Regions from separate parts of the Homo sapiens genome. Here region 1 is linked to region 2. The links are chromatin loops, found by intact Hi-C in ENCODE. Cell type or tissue: psoas muscle. All regions are shown on one strand. Links, peaks and the distances in the headings refer to the core of each region. The heading gives the core; the rest is flanking DNA. Region 1 has its middle 60 kb from the start of MIR4418. Region 2 overlaps LOC105376845 (a long non-coding RNA gene).

Region 1 (9,283 bases), core at 459-8,458, 54 kb before region 2:
TGGCTCTGGCCTCTCACCCTTCCCTGGCTGCTCCCACCCTAGCAGCCAAGGTGGGGCGGCACCAGTCAGAAGCAGCAACAGAAGGGAGATGCTGCAGGAACGGCAACAGGCAGAAACGGCACACACTGGGCTCTGAGAGGCAGTGATCACATCGGAGACCCCACACTTGATTTCAAGATCCAGCAAAAGGGCTGGCACTGGGGTCAGAGATGAGAGCAACCCCTTCCTGTCCTCCAGAAGTCCGCGGTCCGGTGTTGGAAACGGACAGATAAGCTCATCCATAGGAAATCATGTGGCCTGTCCCACAGCAGGGCCGGGCTAAACCCTCCCCACGGAACTTGGAGCCTGGAATGATACAGGAGATGCTCTGAAATTGGGCAGGCTGGGCTCAATCCCAGCTTTTCCAGTCATCTTGATTTCTCTAAGCCTCAGCTTCACATCTGTATCATGGGTACACAATAGTTCTCTAGAGGCTAATATAGGTAAATAGACAATATATGACCCAATGTATGTAAGTGTGGCTTAGCAAAGAGCCTGCCATTACATAAGCGTTCAATAAATCATACTTATAATTTGTATTGCATTTATTCCACTGCTGTCTGGGAGGCACCGGACTGGAAGTTAAGAGACCCATATCTGGTTCCCTTCTTGCCACTACCTCGCTATGTAACTCTGAATGATTCCCGTCCTCACCTCGCCCCGTTTTCTGAACTATGAAATGGGGGATGAATATGGAACTTCCTTCCTACCCCGACCTCCTAAGATTTGAAGGGAAGGCAGCCCCCGCCATGCTCTTCAGTCTCCTCCCTGCCTCTTCTTTCTCTCTCTCTCTCCTCCCCCTACCCTGCTCCCTTACTCCAACCACTCAGACCTCCTTGCTCTTCCTCCAACTCCCAGCCACGCTCTGGTCTCAAAGTGTCCACATTTGCTGTTCTCTCTGCCCCAGTCCCTACTCCTGGCCACCTCCAACATCCACACAACTCCCTCACACTTCGTTCAGGCCTTCACACAAATGTCATCTCCTCCCGGGGGCCTTCCCTGACCACCTCCATCACTGTCTCCTCAGTCTGCTTTATTTTCCTTCACAGCACTCTTCAGAACCAGATATGTGATGGGTTGCCTTCTATCTCCACTCACTAGAATGCAAACTCCAGGAGACGGGAATGCAGTCTGTCTGGTTCACAGCTGTAGCCCCAGAATCTACACAGTGCCCGGCCAGAGGCGGCACTCCATTCTCAAATGAGGACTAGCATGTGCCCAAAGCTCTGGAGAGGCCATACGGATGCGGCGGGTGGACAGAAGTCTCCAAAATCCCCTCCGTGCCAGCTCCGAGCCTGCTGCGCCTTCTCACAGCCTGGAAAAGCGCAAAGCCCCATCCACCCCTGCTGGGCACATGCCCCCTGCCCTTGGGGTCACAGACCTGAGACGACCACCCCCGGCCCCGAAGCCCTCAGATGTTTCCAGGTCGGGGCCATGAGGGAGGGGGCGGCCGACTCAGGGCCCCATCCTTTGTCCCAGGCCCCAGCAGAATTTAATTCCAAGGTTCAAAGCGCCTTTGCCCCTTCCCAGATAAAAGGCCGCTCAGCTGGAGAGATGAGCTGGTTAATAAAGGCAGGAGGGGGGCCCTGGAAAGACAGGCCCACCGTCGCTCCCTGCCCACACCCTCTGCCGGTGAATGCTCTCAGCCCTCGGCCGCCGTTCCGGCCCGCTGCCCCACAAGAAAAGCCCATTAATTGAACACTAATAGGATTTTCAATTTGTCACAATCCTTAGAGATCCCGGGGAGGCAGGGAGGAGAAGGACAGGATTCCTGTCATGACTGTGTTAAAGGCGATCTTAGCAGTGAGCCTGGCCTGGATGCCAGACAGGTCCTGCCTCTCTGGGGCCTTCAGGCAAGCTGCAGCCCTCTGGCCTCAGTTTCCTCAACAGAAAGTTCCTAAAACCTACTTCAAAAGAAGGCTGTATGGATTCAATATGATCCTGAGGGAGCAACCTCTGGCAAGTGCTGCCCGGCCGGTAGTGGGCGCTCTGCAATGACTGCCCCTCCCGCGTCAGCCTCTCTCCCTGCTCCTGCCAAGATCTCCCCGCCAGGTAGCAGTGTCCGCACGGGCTGGAGCCGTATCCCCCACCTCTGCCCCTGCCCCTGCCCCAGCCACTGTGTCTCCATTCTTCTGTGGCTTCAGCCAAACACCCCCTGGGGAGTAAGAGGGTGGGGTGTCTGGGAGCCCGTGGCCTTTTCATCCTCGGTGGGATCAGCATCCTGAATTCCTCGTTGTTCAAGGAGAGCCAAGGATTTGGAGCTTGCAAACACGGCGGCCCAATCAGAAGGCCCTAGCCCGTGCCAACCAGCTGCGTCTCGGTTACAGCACACCAGCTGCCCAAGCTCTGTTCTCCAGGCGAATTCCTCCCGGATCAGGAGATGCCAGACAGTGGGGACCGAATCTGTGTTGCTCCCTGGCCACGGGCTCTGCCTGCTCTGCGCTTCCCCATGGCCTGAAAGTGAGGGACACCCTGGCACGGGAAGGGGTTTGAGGGTGGGGGATTGGAGGGAACGTGTCTATTGCTACAGTTGACAAGTGACAGAGACACACAGGGTGCAAGGACTGCCTCCAGGATTTCCAAAGCCAATGGACAAGCCACCTGGCCGGGCCCCATGCCTGGCTCAGAGCCACGCACCCTGGATTCGCTGCTGCTGACACCACCCAGGAGAGAGAGGTGGGAAAGGGGGACTCAGGAGTCTGTCCCTCAACCCCCAATCTGGCTCTGGGCAGCTGCTTCCTTTGCAAAGCCTTCATTACTAGACTGGACAGGAGTGGAGGGAGGGAAGACGGCAGCCAGCACCGCCTGTGGTCCCTGCTCGCTTCTGCCTGATCCAGGCCCCCCAGGAGCCCTGACCGTAATTTACAACATCTCAATTCCTCAGCACCACGTGGTCCCAACCCAGACAGAGATGGGAAAGGGGAAGGGAGGAGAGACAGCAAGGAGACAAAATTGAGGGTGGTTTCAGTTACTCTATATTTCAGTTACCACAGACCCATTCAGGTGCAAAGAGAATCATATATCTTGTTAATAAAAGAAATAGAAGAAGCAAATTGGCATTCACCTCATTTTAATGGTTACAGGGGAAGGCGTGATGAGGCTCCCACACGTGGGAACAGTAGGTGAGCTTTCACCAAACCAATGTCGATGAGCCCTAGGATCCTGGAATGGAAATCTGTGGGTTCTCAGGCCCAGGACAGAAGGCTAAGTGGAGGCCAAGGAGAAGATTCTAGAAGAGAATGCTGTCTGAGTGCCACAGTGTAGACTGTGGAAAGTCTCTGTGGGTTTCAGGTGGAATTCTCAAAGAGGCTAGAAAGAGGGGCAGCCTGCCTGATAGAGGGACAGTGACGTTCTGCCCAGCGGCAGATGAGGGGGCGAGGAAGGACCCTTAATCCATGGGCCCCATCTGGTCCCCTAAACTTTTCAGAACATCTTTGCTTGGGCCTGAGTCACATCTTTGACTCATGCAGCAAGTGTCCAGCTCTGCTCACAAGCAGAAAGTGGCCCCAGGAGTCAGTGGCAGTACGTGCTCAAGCAGGAAAAGGACCATGTCACCAAATCGGAGAGTCCCTGGAGGGGCCCCCTGAGGCAGCATTCAGACTACCCACCCACTGCTCTACTGGGGATTCCTGAATTGTCAGCTCCCACATGAGGAATGATCCCCAGGATCCTCCGAGCTCCCAACTAGAATCTGATCTGGCTGTGTGAGCCTAGGTGAGTTGCTCACCCTCTCTGTGCTTTCAGTTCACTGGGCAGAAGATGTGAAGAAATAGGAGAACCAAGAGTGTTCCCCTGCCCTATGGAGGGTGAGGGCCCTTTATAAAAGAGCTTGGTGAGCTATATTCAGGGTGAAGAGGGTAGTCTATTCCTGTAATGAAGAAATGATGGCATTTATTTATTAGAAAGGGTTTTAAGAATGGGATGGAAGTTATGGATCGGGAGTGTAACATACGTCATTCATGGCCGGGTGCGGTGGCTCACGCCTGTAATCCCAGCACTTTGGGAGGCCGAGGCGGGCGGATCACGAGGTCAGGAGATTGAGACCATCCTGGCTAACATAGTGAAACACCATGTCTACTAAAAATACAAAAATTAGCCAGGCGTGGTGGCGGGCACCTGTAGTCCCAGCTACTCAGGAGGCTGAGGCAGGAGAATGGCATGAACCTGGGAGGTGGAGCTTGCAGTGAGCCAAGATGGAGCCACTGCACTCCAGCCTGGGCAACAGTGCGAGACTCCGTCTCAAAAAAAAAAAAAAAAAGATATGTCATTCATTCATTTATCATTCATTTATTCATATAACAGTGATGTATTGAGCTCCTACACTAGGTCAGACCCCACCCCAGGGACACAGTGAAGAACCAGACAGGCCCTGCCCTCAAGGATCCAGACAAGTAAACAAGGACCTACCAGGGTGATGGAGGCTCTGCCAGAACCCACACAGGGGGCTGGAAAGCACAGAAAAGGTCGGGGTTGGGGGCTAGTCTGGGTGGGAACAGGAGCTTCTAATAGAAGTAACCTCTAAGCTACCGTTTAAAAGATGAGGATAGATAGCCAGCAATGTGGGGGTGATCAGAAGGGATCCCAATGGGGGGCCTGACATTTGCAAAGGCATGAAGCATCTTCCTCCTTGCCTCCCTCACTTCTAACCACCATGCAATACCTCTGCAAAAATGAATGAATGAATGAACAAATGAACGAATGAATGAACAAAAGGTGGAAGGGTTACAGACATACCTATTACAGAAGAAGCATCCGAATACCTGAAAAAACTCCATATATTCAGGAGCACTTTGCCTAAGGTGGATCCAGCCATCTGGTTATTTCAGCACCAAATGGAATGGTCCAAGGCTGTGGTTTCTGATGTCCTCAATAAACCCCAAAAACGAAACAACGGCTCTGCCCCCTCATCCACTGATGTGGCCTCTGCTACACATCCAGTTCCTTCCACTTGAAAAGCTGGCACCATCCCATTCATTCGTGCATTCACGAATCTCTTGATCATCACCCACGTGCCAGGAGCTGTGCCAGGCACATGGAGCGAGTGCCAGTGGGAAAAGCCTGCCTTGGCGCTGCCCTTCTTGGCACATCCATCACCCTTCAGTGGTCACGGTCACAGCAGGAACCTGGAACTACCTGGGAGGATCCTGAGCTGTGGGAATCTTCCCAGTAAGTCCTCAGTCAAGGGCAGGACGGGACCTGTGAAGGGACAATCTTTCTCCTGCTTTCCCGCCCAAACTCGTGGCCAAAGGCAAGGCACATGCACGGGTGGAATCCCATCAGTGGCACCTGGCCAACTGGCTGCCACTTGCTTATTTGGCTTGGAACAGGAAATACATTTTTCTACTATTTAGACTGCTGACCTCAGGAATAAACTAATTACTGTTGCGAAGCTGCATTCCCACACTGTCCAGCTCACATCTGTAACCCCTGGTTGGGACCAACACAGAGGAGGTGCCAGATGGCTGGGAGGTCCAGGAGTCCTGGTGCAGTGGACACTCTTGTCCTGCGCCCTGGGTCTTCGGGGGAGAAGGACTTGAGACCACCTTTCCTGGATCTTCATCTCAGACCCAGAAGAGCTCTGTCTGCATCTGCCCTTTTGCCTTGAGCAAGTATCTCTCCAAGTCTTGGTTTCCTATCCACGCAATGGAGGCATGGTAATGTTGACCCCCAGGGACTGTCATTAGGAGTAAACGACACCATGTCTGAGAATCACTTCGTGGAAACGCGATCACCCCAGAAGACCCGAACAACCCAGCCCCAGAAGCCAGCTTGGCTCAGGCTGGCCCCACATCTCGGCCAGCAACAGCATCAGCCAGGTGTGCTACAGATCCCACCACAGGCATGCGCCCTGGTGCAGAAGCAGGCATCTGCCTCTAAGACTGCTGCCCGCAGCAACCAGAACAGTTATTTGGACTCAGGCAGGCAGGGCCAGCACCATCAAAGAGGGCCAGGAAATAGAAGATGAATGAATGAAGCAATGACAGCCTAAGCATAATACTATTTTAACTCATTCTAATAAATTTACTGAAATAAAAAACTGTTCAGCTCAAGAGTCAGCAAACTGATCTGTAAAGGGCAAGATGGTAAATATTTTAGGCTTTGAGGACCATACAGTCTCTGTCACAACAAACAAGTGCTGCCGCAGCATAAAACCAGCTGTAGACAATGCATACATGAATGGCCATGTCCGTGTTCCAGTAAAACTTTATTTACAAAACAGCTAGTGGGTCAGATGTGGCCAACCACTCTGGTGGAACCAGCCAAGTTGTAACTACATAAGCTCAGCAGTGTCCTTGAGACTTCCTCATCACCCCTTCATCTGATGGATCACCAGGTCCTCTCTCTTCTTCCTTCTATATAGCATTGTTTCCTTCCCACACCACAACCATTCCCCAGTCTAGCCACATCACCCACGACCTGGAGACTCCAGCAGCTTCCCACCTCTTGACCCTCTGGTCCATCCTCTACTCAGAAGCAAAAGAGATCTATCTCAGTGGCTGATCTGACTGTGTCATTCCCCTTTCCTGGCTCCCATGTCCTGATTGTCACAATCATTCAAGCCTAGATCCCACTGTTGGTCCAGCCTCATGGCTCACTGCCCTCCCCAGCCACCAGGCTCAGCTCTAGCAAGATTGAATATCTCTTCTAGTTCTCCTAACACATCACGCTCAGCCTTCTCCTATGCAAGAACACTTCTCTCCCTCCTCTTCCCCTGGCCAACTCCTATTCATTCTCCAGGTCTCAGGTCGGATGTCACCTACCCTACAAAGCTTTTCTGAGGTGCCCCCACAATACTTCTAGCTTATCTCTAACTTAGAAGTGATCACACTTTTGGCACAGACTACAGTGTGCTCAACAAACCACATCTCCCTCTCTTCCCAGTCACACAGCTAGACTACATTTCCCAGCCTCCTTTGGAGTTGGTGGGGCCATGTTGTTGAATTCTGGCCAATGGAAGAAGGTCAGAAGTGATGGATACCATTCCAGGCCTGGCCTTGACTTCCCACAAGATCCTGCATGCTTGCTCATTGTCCCCATCTTCCAGCTGAATGGAGAGGATTCTGAGGATCTGCAGAAGGGCAGAGCCACCAACAGAAGGAGCCTAAATCCCTGAATCACTTAGATGAGGGCAGCTGAAGAAAGCCACCTGCCCAGAAATCCCACTTTGTATTGAGCTCCTGAAATTTTAGGATTGTTTGTTACAACACTTGGCCTACCCTGACTAAACCAATCTTCAAATGGAATCAACTGTTTATTTGTCCACCATCCCTACTAGACTGTAACTAAGATGCATGCGGGCAGGGACTCATTTAAATCACACAACACCATCTTCCCAGAACTTAGCACTATATCCTGCATATAGTAGAAGCTCAATAAATACTTGTTAATTGGATGAATAAATGACTGAATATAACCTCAGTGGATGGCATAGGCTCCTCGTGTCACCATGGGGACACTGTAGCTCCTGAGAGCCCAGATAAGCTGAGTCCAAGGTGAGGGGCTGAAGTTAACACTTCAGCCTAGGGAGAGCAGCCTGTGCAGATTCCACTCCAGGGGGCTGAGCTCAAGTGATGCCAGGGCCAATGTCACCAACCAAGGAGGGGGCTGAGGGCAGCGTACCCATCCTAGGCTGGGGGTGGCAGCCACAGGAAGACCCTGGAGGTTGGAATCAAGCCAGCACTGGACTAGGCATTAGGAGTCCCAGATTCAGAACAGTTCTTCCCTCAGACTTGCTGCAGGACCTCAGTAAATAACTTTCTCTCTCTGAGCCTCAGTTTTCCCCTTCTGTTAAAAAAAAAAGTGATGCAGAGTGGACTATGAGGCTTTCAAATAGTTCCTAGTGGCAGGACCCCTTTCCCCACTACCCCCCCCAAAAAAAATTCTCTCTGGATTTTCAAAATATAAAACAGATACAAGTGGAATGGCTCTAATTAAAGCTGGGAAAGGGAGTCTGAGCCAGTCCCAAGCATTTTTCTTTATCCTTTTTTGTTTTGTTTTGTTTTTTGAGAAGGAGTCTCACTGTATCGCCCAAGCTGGAGTGCAGTGGTGCGATCTCGACTCACTGCAACCTCCGCCTCCTGGGTTTCAGCAATTCTCCTGCCTCAGCCTCCTGAGTAGGGTAGCTGGGACTACAGGTGCACACCACCACACCCAGCTAATTTTTGTATTTTTAGTAGAGATGGGGTTTCACCATGTTGGCCAGGCTGGTCTCGAACTCCTGACCTCAGGTGATCCATCCACCTCAGCCTCCCCAAGTTCTGGGTTTACAGGCGTGGACCACCACGCCCAGCTCCCAAGCATTTTTCTAAAGCACCTTCTCAGAACCTTGAGCTCCATCCTCTCTGACCCCCGCTAATACTTCCCAGAGTCTCCACCTACAGAGAAGCTTCTGGATCATCCAGCCAAACCTGCAGCTTCTGCTTAAACACCTCCAGTGACAGAGGGCACACTACCTCCTGGACAGGCTCTAGGGCAGCCCTAATGGTCAGATTACCCACCAGCTGCATGCTGCTTCCCTAGACTGTGCATCCCGGGTCTGTGTCATCCAACAGTCTCTGAGTGACCCAGCTAGAGACTGGGCCTTGAGAAGCTGGACTCCAGAAATAATGATAATAATAACAATAATAATAATAGCAGCTAGGCACGGTGGCTCACACCTGTAATCCCAGCACTTTGGGAGGCTGAGGTGGGTGGATCACCTGAGGTTGGGAGTTCGAGACCAGCCTGACCAACATGGAGAAACCCCATCTCTACTAAAAATATAATGTCAGCCAGGCGTGGTGGTGTATGCCTGTAATCCCAGCTACTTGGGAGGCTGAGGCAGGAGAATCGCTTGAACTCGGGAGGCAGAGGTTACAGTGAGCCGAGATCACGCCATTGCCCATTGCACTCCAGCCTGGGCAACAAGAATGAAACTCCATCTCAAAAAATAAAAATAATAATAATAATAGCCAACAGGCTTTGGCAAGCATTTTTCTAAGTACTTTACATATGCAACTCACTAAATCCATATATTAACTCCACAAAGTAGGTACCTGTACTGTGCAAGTTTATGTCACTTGTCTAATGTCATGCAGATAGTAAATGAGAAAGCTGGGACTCAAATCCAGACCATCTGACCACCTATTCTCAATTGCTTCTCTAATGTGTAGAAATGCAGCTGAAATTAAAAGGAGGGTAACCACGTGGTTAATAGCATTAATAATAACAACATAATTAATAATAATAGTAATAGTACTAATAA
Region 2 (9,283 bases), core at 911-8,910:
GAAGGGATTGCTCCTGTTCACACCGCATGCCTATGGATGGGAGAGCAGTGGGAGAGACCCCAAAGCCCCATCTGCTCTGTGTTGTCCCCACCCAGGTCCCAAGTCACCCCCATCCTGCTAGTTGTTGCTTGCTGTCACATTTTGCTGGCCGAAGCCAGTCACACAGCCACCTCTAACTTCAAGGGGGTGGGAAGTGCATTCCTACCTTAGATCTGGAAGGAGGAGAGCCTGGATATCTCGCTGCCACACAAACCGTGTCCCATTCCAGCTGCCTGGAGCACTGTCCCCCAGTCAGTGGGGTGGGGACTGGGCAGGGAGGGGAGACAGCAGAAAGACCCTGGCCCCATGGCCTCATTGCAGAGATCCCAGTGGCCTGCAAAGATATCCTCCCTCCCCAGCTCCCTGGCTCGGCTCGCTGTGGGTAGAGACTTCACCATCAGCCAGAGACCAAGTCTCCCAGCTGGGGCTGGAGCATGAGTCTTGTCCTGAACCACTCTCAGATGGATCCTTGCTCCCAGCTCTGCCCCCAGGGCCTAAAATGCTCTCTAGAGATCATCAAGTCCAACCCTTTCGTTTACAGAGAAGAACGCAGGCTCAGAGAGCATGCGCCGGATTCCCACAGCATTGTTGGTAAAGGGCAGAGCAGGGTCTCTAGTGACCCTGTCCAGAGTCCCTTCCACCCTCCAGCTGCAGACAGGGACCTTCTGAACGGAATGCAAGAGACGGGATAAAATGCCTGCCCTTCCCCTGGCCAAAGTCTCACTGCTGAGCTTGAAGGGGTCCTCAGGGGCAGCTGGGGCCTTGGGCCCTCTCCCACTGCTACAGGGGCCCCTTCTCACCTGCAGGGGAAGGAGCACTGGATTTGAAGTCAGACAGTCCTGTGTTCATGTCACGTCCTGACTGAGTGTCCTGGCCAAGACACCTCACTGGACCTCAATTTCCTGATCTGTAAAATAGGGACAATGATACCTGCCCTGCCTAATTCACTGGACTCATGAGAAGCTATGGGAAGATTTCTCCCATTGCGACATATTCTACAAGTGTGTATAAGGCAATGTTTTCATCCCCTTCTGCCCAGCCAGCCTGACCAGCCCTGGGTCCCCAGAGGCTCGCACAAGTTCTGCACAGAGGTGTATTCAGGGACTGTTTTGATGAACTGAATATATTAATATATGTTCTTTTTTTTTTTCTTTTTTTTTTTTTGAGACAGAGTCTCTCTCTGTCGCCCAGGCTGGAGTGCAGTGGCGTGATCTCGGCTCACTACAACCTCCGCCTCCCGGGTTCAAGCGATTCCCCTGCCTCAGCCTCCTGAGTAGCTGGGATTACAGGTGCCTACCACCACGCCCGGCTAATTTTTGTATTTTTAGTAGAGACAGGGTTTCACCATGTTGGCCAGGATGGTCTTGATCTCCTGACCTCGTGATCCACCCACTTCAGCCTCCCAAAGTGCTGGTATGTTCTTAATTCATCTCATCAGGTAGCAGCCAACTTCAAGGCCAGTGGTGTGGATAACAAAGTCCCTCGGTCCTACGAGGAGCCCAAGCACATCTGTCACAGATACAGGAGCCCGAGCGGTCGCAGTCCACGCTAGGCGCTCGGTGCTCGCTCGTCTCAGTATAATTTGGTTCATGGATTTCTAGCCCATCTCCCCCACCAGCCTGTGCACTCCATGGATGCAGGAAATGGGTCTGGCTGGTTTTCTGCTAAATCCCCAGCACCTGGGCTGGGGCCTGACATGTGGCAGATCTTCAGTGAATATTTATTGTCGGAATGAAGGATCTTGTGGATCTGGCTCTGTTCCTTCCAGCAGTGCCACCTCTCTGCGCCTCGGATTCTTTATCTGTAAGAGGTGAGGAGGTGGGAAAATCAGCTGAGATAACGAAGAACTCAGATAACAGTTTACAAAGCCCTTGGGTCACCAAAAGGCTCGCAGTGGGCCTGGCTGCTATTATCACCATTATCATCACTACCATACTGCAGAGATGAGACAAATCCCATAGCAGCTGCAGAGGGCTGGGGGAGGGCTCCAGCCGGGCCCCAACTTTGTCCTGAAATACCACACACATTGCAAGTCCAGTGCCAGACCCATGGTTCCATTTCAGCCTCCAGACAGTGGTTCTTCTCCCCATATTTTGGAAGAAGAAATGAAGAAATTGAGACTCAGGGCAACGAGAGAACTCGCCCAGGTCACACAGCGCCTAAGCACTTGATCATTTCCTGAGTGTCTCCAGGGTGCCTGTCCCTGTGCCAGCAGCGACACATGCCCTGCCTCATTTTATCATGCCCATCTTACAGGTGAAGAAATTGAGGCCCACGGAAGTCACAGGGCTTGCCCAAGAACCACAGCCAGTTAATAGCAAAGAAGCATCTCCCGCCCCCACTCGGGCCTCAGCCTCAGTTCCCGGTGCCCACTCCACCCCCAGGAGGCTGGGATCTGAGCAGGGCCCTGGCCACCCTCTGCCACTCCGGAAGTGCCCTGTGTCTGTACCTTGATCTCCACACCCACGGTGCCAGGAAACCCCAGCAGGGGCGGCAAACTGCGGGATATTTATAGCGAGCGTGCAGAAAGCTGCCACCCCCATCTGTTTACCCAACAACGCACTTCTCGCTGGCCACTTACAGCCCCGCCAGCCACAGACAGACCCTCTCGGTCGCCTCATCTATTTTTTCCTCCCCACTTAATTTTGCATCATCCCAGCTTCCAAAATAAACTTCCCCAAACCAGCCAGGCTCATTCTGGCCCAGAATCCCTGCCCAAGAGCCCCCTTCAGCCCCTGCCCCCACATCAGCCCATACAGCAGAACCACCAAACCCAACCCGGCCCCTTGGCTGCCTTTGGCCTTGATTTAGAAGCAGCTGCTCCTGCCCCGGCGGGTTTCCGACAAGGCAGTGCCGGGGCGTCTGCCTCTGTGGGGATACCGGCTGGGCTTCTGTGTGCATAGTTGCTGGTAGGAGGCTGAAGATACTGCCCCCTGTGCCCCATCCACCTCCCCAACACACATTCACACACACATGTATGCACACACACACATATACGCAGAGCCCCACAAGCGTCAGCCTCCTCCAAGGCTTCTCTTCCCTCGTTCCCTGGCCCAAGCTGGCCTCTTCCAGCTTTGCACGTGGCCCAGCCTCTCCTCACCTGCCCAGCCACCACTCTGAACTTTTCCTTCCTCAGTCCCACCCTGCCATCTCACCTCCAGGCCTTTGGACATGCTCTTTCCTTAGCCTAGAACACTAGAACAGTTTCCCCTCACCACCTGCCAAGCTCACCTTCCCAATCCCTCAGGCCTAAACTCTAGGTCACCTCTTCCAGGAAATTCCCTGTCCAGCGTAGGGGAGCAGGTCTGTCCTGGGCCATCCTACCTTCCACCAGCCCAAGAGAGAGTTCTAAGTCACACCTAGGGTGGAATGCAGCCCCCACCCCAGTTCTCCATGAATTTCTCAGCCCAGCCCTGGCCCTGCACACATAAGCAAACCAGCTCTCTCATCCCCAGGAGAAAGGACTCCTTCACCCCAGGACCAGAGAGGATCATTCAGCCCAACCACCAGTTGCAGAAGCTAGGGACGCCTCAACCATTCCAGAATTACCATTCCAACTTCATGTTCAATCCCTTGAGTTGCAGCTTTTTCAGGCTACTAATTCACAAGCCCATTTATTTCTTCTAAGTTTTTTTGCAAAGGTTGAGGATAGGAAAGGAATGAATGTTATGTCTATTCCCATTTAAAAGAAAGATACTCGTAGGCCCATTTTTGGATAAAGAAACTATAGCTTAGAGAATCCCGCTTCAATTATTCATTCAGCACTCATGCACTGAGCTCTCACCACATCCCAGGCACATCACAGCACCAGGGGCACAGCAGTGGGCAAAACAGCCACAGTCCCTGCCCTCCTGGAGGCCCCAAGCTGCGGGAAAAGACGCATTCAACAGATGATTGCGCCAATAACTATTGAATAACCATTTGTATTACGTTGACAGTGTTTCAAAGCTCAGGACTAAGACAGAATATGTAATCAGAAGCCCACAGAAGCCTTCTCAGACCTGTTATGGAAGTTGAGACCTGCAGCAAATTAGTCCACTAAAGAGCAAGTTGAGACCAGGCACAGTGGCTTACACCTATAATCCCCGCACTTTGGGAGGCCGAGGCAGGGGGATCACTTGAGCTCAGGCGTTCGAGACCAGCCTGGCCAACATGGTGAAACTCCAACTCTACTAAAAATACAAAAATTAGCCAGGCGTGGTGGCATGGCCCTATAGTCCCAAGCTACTCAGGAGGCTGAGGCAGGAGAATCGCTTGAACCCAGAAGGCGGAGGTTGCAGTGAGCCAAGATGATGCCACTGTACTCCAGCCTGGGCAACAGAACAAGACTCTGTCTCAAAAAGAAAAAAAAAAAAAAAAAGCCAGTGGAGGGGCATTCCCAGCAGGAGAAACAGCACATGGAAAGGCCTGGAGAGACCTCTTGACCTCCCAAAGTGCTGGGATTACAGGCACACGCCACCGCGCCCAGGGGTGCAAGCCTGTAGTCCCAGGTACTCAGAAGGCTGAGGATTGCTTGAGCCCAGGAATTCAAGGCTACAGCAAGCCATGATTGCATTACTGCACTCCAGTCAGTGACTGGACAGCAAGACCCTGTCTCTAAAAAAAAAAAAAAAAAAAAAAAGAGGAAGAAGGAAGGAAGAAAGGAAGGAAGGAAGGCAGAAAGGAGGGAGGGAGGGAGGAAGGAAGGAAGGAGACATTCAAGTGCAATTCAGCACCTCGTGCAATAATCCTTAGCTATCAGTTACATTCCCTGTTACCTTGACCTTGACCAAATACCGCTTCTAATTCACCTTGAATTTTTCTTTATCAGTCAGACCTTTTTCTGAGACTTCAGAATTGCTGGTGTCCAGATTGTCTGCCTCTCTCTTAATGGTCACTGCCAGACTAGCTTTTCATTCCTCCAAGTTCCTCTGATTTCTTCCCTTAAAGGTGATGTGCATTACCTTTGAGAAAAGTCAAGTTCACACTGCCCACCCCCAAGCTTCCCCAGGGCAATGGGCTGCATTAGAAGTCTGCCATTGTGGAAGGGATGGTTCTAACAGGGCCTTACCACTCCTGAATAGTGTGTTTCCCAGGTTGGGTCTTGTTAACTGCAGCTGTTCTCCTAACAGCAGCTTCAACACATGCTCAGATTCAACCTTCTGTTGAAGGTCCAGCACTAGCAAAGCCTCCACAACCCCCATGTGCCACTCTGCTTCCCAGAGGAGTGGCATCCCCTCCAGGTCAAGCCATTTTCAAAATTCAAGCAGGTGCCGGGTGCAGTGGCTCACGCCTGTAATCCCAACACTTTGAGAGGCTGAGGTGGGCAGATTGCTAGACCCCAGGAGTTTGAGACCAGCCTGGGCAATACAGTGAGACCCTGTCTCTAAAAAACACAAAAATTAGCCGGATATTGTGGTGCATGCCTACATTCCAGCTACTCAGGAGGCTGAGGTGGGAGGATCTTTCTGGACCAGGAGGTCGAGATTGCAGTTTGAGCTGTGATTGTGCCAGTGCACTCCAGCCTGGGTGATGGAACAAGACCCTGTCTCAAAAAAAAAAAAAAGATTCAAGCAGAACGCTCAGCTGCAACAAGTGTTTTCACCACAGTCTTCTGTTGCTAGAAGGAAAGAGCAAGCTCCCAGCTGACTCGGTGAGGTGACAACAGGATAAAGACAGAGAGGAGTCAGCATCCAGGATTCAATCCAGTTGGAAAGACCAAGCGAGGACAGGAGCCCTGTGAGGGAATCAGAATCACGACCTGAGGCTGGGCCAGTGGACAAGACCCCAGACCTGCTGGCCAGGCTGTGCAGGGGGATCCCAGGACGGCAGGTAAAGGTGAATGCCCTCCACCCTGATCAGTGAGAGCCCCATCCTTCAGGTGGGTGGAAAAGGGATACCTGCCTTCTGCTGGGCAGGGAGGGGCTGGGGCATAACAAGGTCTTACCCACTCCAGGGTGAAATGATGACTGCTGCAAGTACAGCCCTTGGAATCCCAGAATCACAGGACATTGGGGACTTTTTCTTCTCAGCATTACAAGAGGCTTGAGAGAGAGGAGGTTAAAATATCCCAGGGCTGGGCACGGTGGCTCACGCCTGTAATCCCAGCACTTTGGGAGGCCAAGGCAGGTGGATCACCTAAGGTCAGGAGTTCAAGACCAGCCTGGCCAACAGGGTGAAACCCTGTCTCTACTAAAAATACAAAAATTAGCCAGGCATGGTGGCAGGTGCCTGTAATCCCAGCTACTCAGGAGGCTGAGGCACGAGAATCACTTGAACCCAGGGGAGGAGGTTGCAGTGAGCCAAGATCGTACCACTGCACTCCAGCCCAGGCGAAAGAGCAAGATTCTGTCTCAAAAAAAAAGAAAAAAGAAAAGAAAAGAAAAAAGACATCTCAGGGTTCCAGGTGGAGAAAATGGGCTTCATCTAAAGCAGGAAAGACTGCAGTTAGACATGAGGTAGGAATACTGATCATCCAAGTGTCAGCATGTGGAATGAACTCCCGAAGGCGGCTATAGATTCTGCATTCCCAGGACCGAATGCAAAAGGACCTGCCCTGACTGGTGAGGCCCGACCAGAAGGGCCAGCTTTCCTGAGTCTGACGACCCCTCCTTCACGGCAAAAGATTCCATAATGAGGGCACTTTTAGTATGTGTTAATAGCAAAATAACAAAAAGCCAACATAACCCATTCAGACTTTAGAGCACATACAGGAAGTCCAGGAACAGAGGAACAGCCTGACAGCACAAACAGGCACTGTCGAGTGGGGGACCCTCTTACAAATCAACTTCATGTCTGCACCAGCCAAGGACATTTTATTTTTATTTATTTATTTATTTATTTATTTATTTATTTATTTATTTTATTTTATTTATTTTTGGGGATGGAGTTTCACTCTTGTTCCCCAGGCCGGAGTGCAATGGCGCGATCTCAGCTCACCACAACCTCCGCCTCCTGGGTTCAAGCGATTCTCCTGCCTCAGCCTCCCAAGTAGCTGGGATTACAGACATGCACCACCATGCCCAACTAATTTTGTATTTTTAGTAGAGACAGGGTTTCTCCATGTTTGTCCGGCTGGTCTCAAACTCCCAACCTCAGGTGATCTTCCCACCTTGCCCTCCCAAAGTGCTGGGATTACAGGTGTGAGCCACCACATCCGGCAGCCAAGGGCATTTTAAAAAGCCACAACTGGGAGATAAAGGGGCATGGCTCTAGATTAATAACAATCAGGAGACATAACAATCAAATATCATGGGTGAACCTTGTTTAAGTCCTGATTGAAGAAGCCATCAGTAAACAGACTTTTTTAAAACTATTGGGGACATTTGATTCTGATGTTGGTGTTAATTTCATTAGGTAAGATAATAGCATGGTGGTCATGTAAGAAACTGTCCTTGTGTTCGAGACAGTGGTGTACTGGTAAATGTTTAACAACCAGCTCTCTGGGGTGGGGAGATGGAGGGGAGCCCTGGTTTGTGGTGTGTGCCGATTCCCATGGTGTAAATATTCCCACCATGGCCGATTTCAAGCTACCAATATGATGTTTCTGAACACAGAATTAGGGAGAGATGCACCAGTCAGGTCTTAGCCACTAAAACCAGCAGCTCTGGCACACCCCTGGTCTTAGAGCTGCACATTGAAGTTTGTATGGGTGAAACGAAAAGGGATCTGGCATGTGTTTTGAAATAATTTAGTAAAGATTTTAAAAAGTAGATGAAACAGACCAGGCGCGGTGGCTCACGCCTGTAATCCCAGAACTTCGGGAGGCCGAGGCAGGTGGATCACCTGAGATCAGGAGTTCGAGACCAGCCTGGCCAACATGGTGAAATCCCGTCCTACTAAAATTACAAAAATCAGTCGGGTGTGGTGGCACTTGCCTGTAATCCCAGCTACTCAAAAGGCTGAGGCAGGAGAATCACTTGAACCTGGGAGGCGGAGTTTGCAGTGAGCTGAGATCATATTATTGCACTCCAGCCTGGGCGACAGAGCAAGACTCCATCTCAAAAAAAAGAAAAAAATGTAGATGAGGCAAATGGGGTGAAATATTGATAATTGTTGAATCTGGGTAATTCAGATATGGGTGTTTATTAATGCTATTATTCTTTATTGTATATATTTGAACATTTTCACAGTAAAACATTTAAAACTGTGATTATCTTCTATATAGAAGGAAGGCTTTTAGTCCAAGAATTCTGGGTGTTCACATTGATTTCTAGACCTCTACTCTAACTCCGCAGCCTCCCAGCGGTCTGAAGGTAAAGAATGAGAACCACACACCTACATCCATCTTCTGATCATCAATGGGTCATAACCAAGGTTACTCTACAGAACCGGCACTAGGTGATGGGTGGAAAGAAAGCCCTAAAAAGAAAAAGAAACCTACGTCCAGATTGGCAGTCCTGGGTGTACCACCTACCAACAGTGTGATGATCTTAGACAACTTAACTGGACTCTCTGAGCCTCTATTTCCTCACTGGCAAAATAAGGGTACTAACAGCTTATGGTAAAGATTAAATGCAATATGTAGGCACAGCTCTTGAGGTGTTCTGTGACAAACAGTAGGATGCTCAGTAAATACTGGCTTCCTTCCTTCCCATAGGGATCTGACAGGGGTTACGGGGGCATGAGTGAGCTGTTAAAAGTACAATCCCCATCTAAAGTCAAAGATCGCTCTTCACCCGAGAATGTGGGTCCCATGTTGCCAAATCTCCCATTTCTCAAGAGAAGCTGGAGATCTAGCTTCTCATGTGAAATCTCCCAATCTTGAAATAGTATCAGTAAATTCATGTACTTGAAAACACACTAGGCAGGCCAAGCAAAACACCTCCACAGACCACAGGTGCGCAACTTCTGGTTTCAAACATAGAACAAGATGAAGCGCTAACAATCACTGAAGCCTTACTCAACATTCACTGAAGCTGGGCCCTGTGCTCAGAAGCCTTTACACACCTTATCTACTGATTCCTCATGACATCGCTATGATCCCCTTGAACAGATGAGGAAACTGAGGCTCAGAGAGGCAAAGAGATCTGTCAGGGCCTGGAACAAATGCAGGTATTCCCCAGAACTTGCTGGTCCACTTCACTGCTTCTCTAGATCCCACAAGAGTCTTTAAGGAGCAAATGCCAGTCCCAGAGAGGAGCAAGGACTTGCCGAGGGCCGCACATACATGGATGGCTGGCTGGGACTGACCAGGTTTCCCGTTCCCTCCCTGGTCAGGGTGAACAGCCTTGGAGGAGACGCCTGTGCAGATATGCCCAGCCAA

What was found. A loop is a pair of places that touch in the nucleus more often than their neighbours do. Peaks named below come from ENCODE experiments on the same cell type or tissue, not always from the same donor. Only the 100,000 strongest peaks of a DNase experiment are listed, where the experiment ranks them.
Region 1: a loop joins it to region 2, with 5 times the contacts of the local background. A loop is called at or near these places in 1 of 110 quality-filtered maps.

What each region holds. Positions count from the first base shown.
Region 1 is chr1:22,201,203-22,210,485 of GRCh38, reverse strand. No RefSeq gene overlaps it. Among named protein-coding and RNA genes, the nearest start is that of MIR4418, 60 kb to the left of the region's middle. In psoas muscle, for the core only: a CTCF peak has its summit at 2,003 (motif pointing right); DNase peaks (open chromatin) are centred at 2,085, 2,325 and 5,305; H3K27me3 peaks cover 2,489 bases.
Region 2 is chr1:22,147,460-22,156,742 of GRCh38, reverse strand. It overlaps LOC105376845 (a long non-coding RNA gene), which reads right to left. Exons shown (of 5, transcript XR_947050.1): 2 at 1,417-1,840; 3 at 840-946; 4 at 206-306. Among named protein-coding and RNA genes, the nearest start is that of WNT4, 9.0 kb to the right of the region's middle. In psoas muscle, for the core only: no CTCF peak of the experiment used is centred there; no DNase peak of the experiment used is centred there; H3K27me3 peaks cover 298 bases.